Linked DNA regions of Homo sapiens: all the other regions are linked to region 2. The links are chromatin contacts, found by Hi-C or POLR2A ChIA-PET in ENCODE. All regions are on one chromosome and are shown on one strand. Each heading gives the region's core, a stretch centred on a gene start or an enhancer-like site at or near the end of the contact. The rest is flanking DNA. Distances are from core to core; before and after follow the strand shown. Region 1 has its middle 59 kb from the start of MED14OS. Region 2 has its middle 150 kb from the start of USP9X. Region 3 holds the start of MED14 (mediator complex subunit 14).

Evidence for each region. Hi-C counts contacts between places; a loop is a spot of excess contacts on that map. ChIA-PET counts read pairs that join two places held with the same protein, here RNA polymerase II (POLR2A). Pooled maps may share reads with other maps.
Region 1: a loop to region 2 is called in a pooled map, with 2.2 times the contacts of the local background. The contact joins two enhancer-like sites. A Hi-C loop is called at or near these places in 5 of 168 maps with a recorded cell type or tissue (HepG2, IMR-90, K562 and 2 more) and 5 of 50 pooled maps. POLR2A ChIA-PET finds 5 or more read pairs at or near these places in 2 of 52 experiments (AG04450 and activated CD8-positive, alpha-beta memory T cell).
Region 3: a loop to region 2 is called in a pooled map, with 12 times the contacts of the local background. The contact joins the promoter of MED14 here to the enhancer-like site in region 2. A Hi-C loop is called at or near these places in 3 of 168 maps with a recorded cell type or tissue (IMR-90, PC-3 and mammary epithelial cell), 1 of 37 single-sample maps with no recorded cell type and 10 of 50 pooled maps. POLR2A ChIA-PET finds 5 or more read pairs at or near these places in 1 of 52 experiments (activated T-cell).

The regions. Positions count from the first base shown.
Region 1 is chrX:40,792,917-40,795,616 of GRCh38, reverse strand. No RefSeq gene overlaps it. Among named protein-coding and RNA genes, the nearest start is that of MED14OS, 59 kb to the right of the region's middle. Within about 2 kb of position 1,401, at least 7 of the 41 ENCODE cell types and tissues checked have a DNase peak (open chromatin) inside an H3K27ac peak, as active enhancers do.
Region 2 is chrX:40,931,955-40,934,654 of GRCh38, reverse strand. No RefSeq gene overlaps it. Among named protein-coding and RNA genes, the nearest start is that of USP9X, 150 kb to the left of the region's middle. Within about 2 kb of position 1,259, at least 12 of the 41 ENCODE cell types and tissues checked have a DNase peak (open chromatin) inside an H3K27ac peak, as active enhancers do; they include IMR-90, where a contact is called at or near this core.
Region 3 is chrX:40,734,238-40,736,946 of GRCh38, reverse strand. MED14 (mediator complex subunit 14) reads left to right here and starts at 1,405. Exons shown (of 31, transcript NM_004229.4): 1 at 1,405-1,749. The coding sequence starts at 1,535. It overlaps MED14OS (MED14 opposite strand), which reads right to left and starts at 1,257. Exons shown (of 2, transcript NR_169211.1): 1 at 1,157-1,257. RefSeq lists enhancers at 193-1,113, 1,114-2,035 and silencers at 1,068-1,157, 1,418-1,797.

The DNA.
Region 1 (2,700 bases), core at 152-2,651, 140 kb after region 2:
TCAGAAACACTGATTATTCTTAGGTTTGGGTGTTTAACATAATCTCAGACTTCTTGGAGGCTTTGTTCATATTTTCTTAATCTTTTTTCTTTGTCTTTGTTGGATTGGGTTAATTCAAAGACCTTGTCTTCGAGCTCTGAGTTTCTTTCCTCTACTTGTTCAATTCTATTGCTGAGACTTTCCAGAGCATTTCGCATTTCTAAAAGTGTGTCCAAAGTTTTCTGAATTTTTGATTGTTTTTTCTTTAGGCTATCTATTTCCTTGAATATTTCTCCCTTCACTTCTTGCATCATTTCTTTGGATTTCCTTGCATTGGGCTTCGCCTTTCTCTGGTCCCTCCCTGATTAGCTTAATAACTAGCCTCCTGAATTCTTTTCCAGGTAAATAGGGGATTTCTTCTTGGTTTGGAGCCATTGCTGGTGAACCAGTGTAATTTTTGGGAGGTGTTGACAAGCCTTGTTTTCTTATATTACCAGGGCTGGTTTTCTGGTTCCTTCTCATTTGTGTAGCCTCTGTCAGAGGGAAGGTCTAGGGCTGAAGGCTGTTGTTCAGATTTTTTTGTCCCATGGGGTGTTCCCTTGATATAGTATTCTCCCCCTTTTCTGGGGATGTGGCTTCCTGTGAGCTGAACTCCAGTGATTGTTGTCTCTCTTCTGGGTCTAGCCACCCAGTGAGTCAATCCGGCTCCAGGCTGGTACTGGGGGTTGTCTGCACAGAGTCCTGTGATGTGAACCATCTGTGAGTCTTTCAGCCATGGATACCAGCACCTGTTCTGGTGGAGGTGGTGGAGGGTGCAATGGACTCCATGGGGGTCCTTAGCTTTGTTGGTTTAATGCTCTATTTTTGTGCTGGTTGGCTTCCTGCCAGGAGGTGGTGCTTTCCAGAAAGCATCAACTATAATAGTGTGGAGAGGGACTGGCAGTAGGCACGGCTGTAGAACTCCCAAGATTATATGTCCTTTGCCTTCTGCTACCAGGGTGGGTAGTGAAGGACCATCAGGTGGGAGCAGGGCTAGGCGTGCTCTCCTTGGCGGGTCTTGCTGCGGCTGCCATGGGGGATGGGGGTGAGATTCCCAGGTCACTGAAGTTGTGTTCCTAGGAGGATTATGGCTGCCTCTGCTGAGTCATGCAAGTTGTCAGGGAAGTGGGGGAAAGCCGGCAGTCACAGGCCCCACCCAGCTCCCACACAAACCAAAGAGCTGATCTCACTCCCACTGTGCCCCCTGCAACAGCCCCGAGTCTGTTTTACCCAGACTGGATTCTCTTTACGGACGGGAGTTCTTTTGTAGAACAAAGAACCCATAAAGCAGGGTATGCAACAGCTATATGAACGATATAGTTGAAAGTGCACCTCTCCTAGGGCACAAGTGTTCAACTAACCAAACTAATTGCCCTCAAGAGGGCGCTCAAGTTAAGCAAAGGAAAAACAGCATTTATACTGATTCTTTCTCTCTCTCTCTCTCTCTCTCTCTCTCTCTCTCTCTCTCTCTCTCTCTCTCTCTCTCTTTCTGACGGAGTTTCCTCTTCATTGCACTTCCAGGCTGGAGTGCAATGGCGCAATCTCAGCTCACTGCAACCTCTGCCTCCCAGGTTCAAGCGATTCTCCTGCCTCAGCCTCCCGGGTACCTGGGATTACAGGCATGCGCCACCATGCCCGGCTAATTTTGTATTTTCAGTAGAGACAGGGTTTCTCCATGTTGGTCAGGCTGGTCTTGAACTCCTGACCTCAGGTGATCCGCCTGCCTCGGCCTCCCAAAGTGCTGGGATTACAGGCGTGAATCACCGCGCCTGGCCCATTTATACTGATTCTAAGTATGCTTTCCTAGTCCTCCATGCCCATGCTACTATCTGGAAAGAGAAGAACTTCCTCACAGCTAATTAGTCTCCCATTGAATACCATCAGGAAATTAATAAGACTATTTTCCTTGGTTTTCCTCCCATGGGAGCTGGCAATAATACATTGTAAAGGCCATCAAAGAGTGATGGATGAGATAGCCGAGGGAAATAGGCTGGAGGACAAAGCAGCTAAATCAGCAGCAAGGGGGCCCAGGTCTCTGATCCACTTGAAGCCCTACTGATCTGGGAGGGCCGCATCAGAGAAATAAAACCTCAATACTCTCTTGCAGAAATAGAATGGGCCACCTCTTGGGGATACATCCTGCAGTCCTCAGGATGGCTACAATCGGAGGACAATAAGCTTCATCTACCAGCTGCCAACCAATGGAAAGTACTTAAAAGCCTTCACTAGGCCTTCCACCTAGGTAAGGATAAAACCTATCAACTGGCCCAGAGATTGTTCTCAGGTAAAAATCTAATACAAAGAGTTAAACAAGTTGTTAATGGTGGCAAGATCTGCCTTAAAAACAGTCTCCTTAATCGACAGCGTCTTTGGCCAGGAACTCAAAAGACAAGCGGCTACCTTGGGGAAGACTGGCAAATGGATTTCACCCATATGCCAAAGACAAGGGGCATCCAGTACCTCCTACTATAAATAGATACGTTCACTAACTGGGTAGAAGCATTTCCATGTCAGACAGAGAAAGCCTCTGAGGTGATAAAAGTACTAATCAATGAGATAATTCCCTGCTTTGGACTTCCTAAGTATCTCCAGAGCAATAATGGCCCCTCGTTCAAGGTGGCCGTCACCCAGGGGGTCTCAAAGGCACTTGGTTCTACAGTACTATCTTCATTATGCCTGGAG
Region 2 (2,700 bases), core at 10-2,509:
CCCAGCACTTTGAGAAGCCAAGGCAGGTGGATCACCTGAGGTCAGGAGTTCAAGACCAGCCTGGCCAACATGGTGAAACCCCACCTCTACAAAAAATACAAAAATTAGCCGAGCATGGTGGCGGGCTCCTGTTATCCCAGCTACTGGGGAGACTGAGGCATGAGAATTGCTTGAACTCGGGAGGCAGAGGCTGCGGTGAGCCGAGATAGCGCCACTGCACTCCAGCCTGGGTGACAGAGTGAGACTCCATCTCAAAACAACAACAACAATAATAATAATAGGTTGCTAGAGAAATATTCCTGGATTCCTGGAATAGGCCCAGAGGGAGGGGTTTGTACCAACCCCAAACTTGCCCCTGCCCTTGTCCCTCCCTGCCTTAGTAAGTTCACAGGGACTTGCCTGAGGCTGCCCTCTGGCTGGCCTAACCACACTTAACAATTCTCTGCCCCAGATGAGGGATGGTAGTTTGCTAGATCTAACGTGGTGAAATATACAAGGAATTCAAAGCATTTTGTTAATATTTTGTAATATTTTTCACACAGAGTTCCTGTAATGGGGTATTGTTGCCTCTGTGTTGCAGTTAAGAGACAATGAGATTTAGAGTGACTTCCTCATATCACACAGTCAAAGGACTTCTGAGAAGTGAACAAAGTTCTGCAGACATAAGGCTTCTGACTTTTACCACTGCCAAGTAATCTCCCCCGAACAGCCTCTCCCCACCATATCAGGTTTCCTTGGCTGAGTATTTAGGAGGCTGCTGGTGAGTCTAATCACTTGGGACATCTTAATAACTGAAGTCACATTGGAGGGGAAAACTCATAAAGAGGCTGTGGGTGATTGAGGGCATCTTCTCAGAAGTCTGGCTCCAAACACGCGTGTTGCCACATACTTGGAATTCTGCGAAGAGAATGCAGAAATATTTCAATCAAAATATCAGTGAGGTTTATCTGATTCTTCCAATACAGTGTTTTCAGAGAAGGAGCAAGCGCTCCAGTAACTGAAAAGCAGCGTTTATTCAAAACAGTAAATGAAGTATTTGTTATTGGCAAAAACAAAGACATAATGTGGATCCCGAGGCAGACTTTCAGGAAGCCAGGGGTGGAGGAGAGAAAGGAAAGAAGAACTGAAAGAGAGAAAGCTTAGAAAAATATGCAGTTTGGTCTTGGACCTTTGCCAGGAAAAGCTGGGTAATGAAGGATTAAAACCGAAACAAAATGAAAAGGAAATAAGGGTAGGAAAGGGCCACGAAGAATAAAGAGCTGGTGATGTGTTTAGTATAAATGAAAAGATCCCAATCTTATTGTGGGTTAGGAGTGTGGGCATGGGGGATGGGGACAGCAGGCTGAGGTCAAACTCAGGGAAAAAAAAAATTAAAAACCCCAGCAAATAAACAAGCAGAGGGGAAAAGATGAGTAAGTAGAAAGAGAAAAGGAAGCACTTTTAACAGGAAGCCGACCAAAATAGATATGTACAGTGCCATCTGAAGGGAAAGGGGGAGAAGGGGCCATTAACGCCATGTAAGCTTAGGAATTTGGGGAGAGATGATTTTAAATATTAAAAAACAGAGGACCCAGCCTGGCCAACATGGTGAAACCCCATCTCTACTAAAAACATAAAAATTAGCTGGGCATGGTGGCGGGCGCCTGTGGTCCCAGCTACTCGGGAGGCTGAGGCAGGAGAATCGCTTGAACCTGGGAGGCGGAGGTTGCAGTGAGCCGAGATCGCGCCACTGCACTTCAGGACACAGTGAGACTCTGTCTCTAAATAAATAAATAAAACAAAAAACAGAGGCCCTTTCGAATGACCTGCAGATTCTATCCCTGTGAATTACAGAGGGCGGAGGCTCTGGATGGTGTCACAGGAATGGTTGGCTGCCATATTTTCCATCCCAGAAGTCAGCCAATTTCAAGGCCAGTGGACAGGATCATAATCACTGTTTTTCAAGGGCTCCAAAGGCCTAGGGTGGCCGTCAGTGGGGCAAGAGGATGAGGGGATGTGTAAGGCCATGAAGGCATTGGGATGGATGAGTGGGTTGGTTGGCAAGAACCCCTGACCACCTGGCTGCAAACATCACAGTAGAGAGCCAGGCCTTGCCTGACCATGGTCTCAAAAAACTTCATCTCCTACTGCTAGGACCACTTGATGTCCATCTGTTGGTGCAGCCTTCTCTCAGCTCTAGGACAAATTCTGGCCTTAGCTGGACTCTCAGGAACCCTAGCCCCATATGCTGGGACCTGGAAACAGGGCATCCTTGCTGCTTATATTGTCTTGACCTTGGGGTTTTTGTTTCCCTAACTGGAAGCTACAGTTCTACATGTTCTTAGCTACAGTTCTACTCTTGACCCTCTCTTGGTCTTGGATTTGTTCCTTGTATTTAAGGCCATGCCTTAGGCCCCTGTCTGCCTCCTAATGCCCTCTAAGGCTGGGGCTCCTGACTTAGTCTTGGCAGGCTCCTTGCCATAACCCAGAATGCTGCCAAAACTCCTTCCTGGTGATTGGCTCCAACTACTGGAGACAGATGACTCTGTCACCCATTGCCTGTCTGTCCTCTTGGCTCTCTAAGCATTGCTTAAGCCTGGATTTCCATCAGATGCTCTGAGCACCTTTAGGGAATTCTGTTCATCCATCTTTGGCCCTCCTAATGCTGCCTGTGTCCCACGGTCAGTCAGCTGCCTTTGCCATATATGTCAGATGCCACGG
Region 3 (2,709 bases), core at 156-2,655, 200 kb after region 2:
TTTAATAACTAGCACAATGATATTCTGTTTCAATGTGCTTTAGGACCACCAAGGGAGGGAACAAGTGAGCTTACACCTTCAGAAGCAGATGAACCGCTTTCAACAATGATAAAGAATTACCCAAGTGATGACAGTAAGAATATTCTAACCTTAGGGAACATCATGAACATCTCTTACACCAAGAGGAGATGAAACTGCAAAAAGATGTTTGAAAGGGGTCGCAGCAACGAATGCTTCTAATAGTGAATCTCTACGTTAGGGCATGTTAGAATCACCTTAGGAAAGTTCAAAAATTCCCCAAGCCCAGACCTCAAGCCAGACCAATTAAATCTGAATCTACAGGGGTGGAACCCATATATCTAAGTATTTTTTTAAAAAACAGCTCCTCAGATAATTGCAAAGTGCAGCCAAGGTTGAGAATCGCTGTTTTAAAGCAGGTACAAAAAATTAAACGTGGACTTTGATGGGGGGGACGGGAGTGTCGGTAGGCATGGATGAACTGAAAAGCCCTTCAGAATAGAGCGGTGACTGCAAGAGCAAGGACAAAAACTATATGAGAGCCCGTGGCAGGGGATTTAAGGGCCGTTTTTGTGTGGGACTGACAGGATTTGGGGGATGGTGACGACCTCAGCATACACCCGACTCTATTAAAATTGAGTTACTCTGCCAGCGGCCCTGTCTCTACCCGCAATCATATTTTCTAGCACCTTTTCCCACAGTTTGGAAAAAAAAAAAAAGGGGCGAAAACGTTCTCCCACGTAACGCGCCGTGGACGTGTATGGGAGGAGCAAAGGCCTGAGAATCACAAGCGCGCGGCCGCTCCCATTTCTTCGCGATTCCAGAACCAGAATTCACGAACATTTAGAGGAGGCCTCCCCTGGCTGTGTTTGTGCCCCACTTAGGAAGCGATGGTGGATTTCTCTGGGCAAATTGTCGCCTTTACAACGCCAGGGGGCGGAGGCGGGAGGGAGAGCGGCGAGGGTAAGGGCGGGGCAACTGCTGACGTTCCCGGTGACGACTCCGGCTCAGCCCTCACCCTGGTTTCCGGCGGCGCGCGGCTCCCTTTTCCGCTCTCCCGCGCGCTCACAGGTACCGCCTCACTCCCACGCGCCCCCCAGCGCTGCGGTGCTAGACAGCTGAGAGAACAGACACAGACCTGTCGGAAGGTCCTCTGCAGGTCCCCCTTCCGCTCTGCCGATCGACTTCCGCCTCGGGCAGTCAACATGTACGTTGCGGCTGTCTGGCGAAGCTGCTTCTGAGCGTTTGCGGAGGCGCAGCTTCCCCTCTGCGGGGCCGCCCTGCTTCCCCCCCATCCCCGCCTCCCCCCGCCCCTCGCTCCTGTCCCTGGGGTCGGCGGACTTCTCGCTACATGGGGGCGGGCTTCCGCGGTCGGCGCACGGCTTCCTGTTCTGAGGCGGCCCGGCGGTAGGCGGTGGCGACTCTGCCCGCTCCCGTTTCGGCGCGGTGACCGAGCGCCCGGGAGGCTCGAGGACCGCATCGTGTGCCGTTGCGCCAAGCCCGGTCCTGCGCCGCCATGGCCCCAGTGCAGCTGGAGAACCACCAGCTGGTCCCGCCCGGAGGCGGCGGCGGGGGCAGCGGCGGACCCCCGTCAGCCCCAGCCCCTCCTCCCCCGGGAGCCGCCGTGGCGGCGGCCGCTGCAGCTGCGGCTAGCCCGGGCTACCGGCTGAGCACCCTCATTGAATTTCTGCTGCACCGGGCCTACTCGGAGCTTATGGTGTTGACGGACCTGTAAGTGCCCCGAAACCCCTGCCTGTTCCCCAGCCCCCCTTCCCGCCCAACCGGCTGAGACGTTTGCACCTCCCTCTCCCCGAGAGGCTGCTGTGTTCTCCGCTGGACTGCTTAGTCTAGAATTTTTGAACTCCTGGGGTTCAGCAGAGGTGGAGAAGAAGCTTTGTATCTGGGGTCTTCCTGGCAACGATGCAACAGAGACTTGTTAATTTTGCGTGTTGTTACACTTCCACTGAAAATTGTGTGAAATTTTTGTCCGAGTTCCCAACAGAACTCTCTTGATTTCTTGGCTGGAATACATAATATTCGAGCTTTTAGAAAAAACTCTATAGATGGGAAATTTGTATTACAGCCTCTTGACGATACGTTTTAAATGTAAGCTGTTATTGCTTCTAAGTTAATGCAGGAGCTACATACGTTGTGTATAAAATACAAATTTGAATTCAAAGTACTTTTTTTCTGGAACTTTTGAGTGTTTGAGGTCTTAATGAAGTTAGTGTGAGTAAAATTTTTTTGTAAGTAGTCTGTTATTTCTTGGAGTATGAAGGGGGTTTATAAATCACCTAGTTACCCATGAAATGCCTTGGGGCATGATTAAGTTGTTAATCCCTTCAGAATAGGATCAGAATATACTAACGAATTTCAGTGTGTGAAGAAAAGGCACCGTAACATTTTGGGACTCTGTTGTACATCTTATAACCCAGGTTCAGAAAAAGTTAATCAGAATTTTATTTTTTATCTATTGCAAGACTTCAGATCAGGGTTATCAATTGAGATACATTAGTATGCAGATATTAGGCTCTAAAGCGTCACAGTAATTTGTTTTTAGAGACTGATAACAGATACTTGTTTGCAGATGACTGAAAGAGTAGGCTCTACTTAACTCCTGTAAAACGTCATTCTCAGTTTTGATGTATTGTACTTTTTTGAATGGGACAGAAAAAAGTAGTGTTAAAGAAG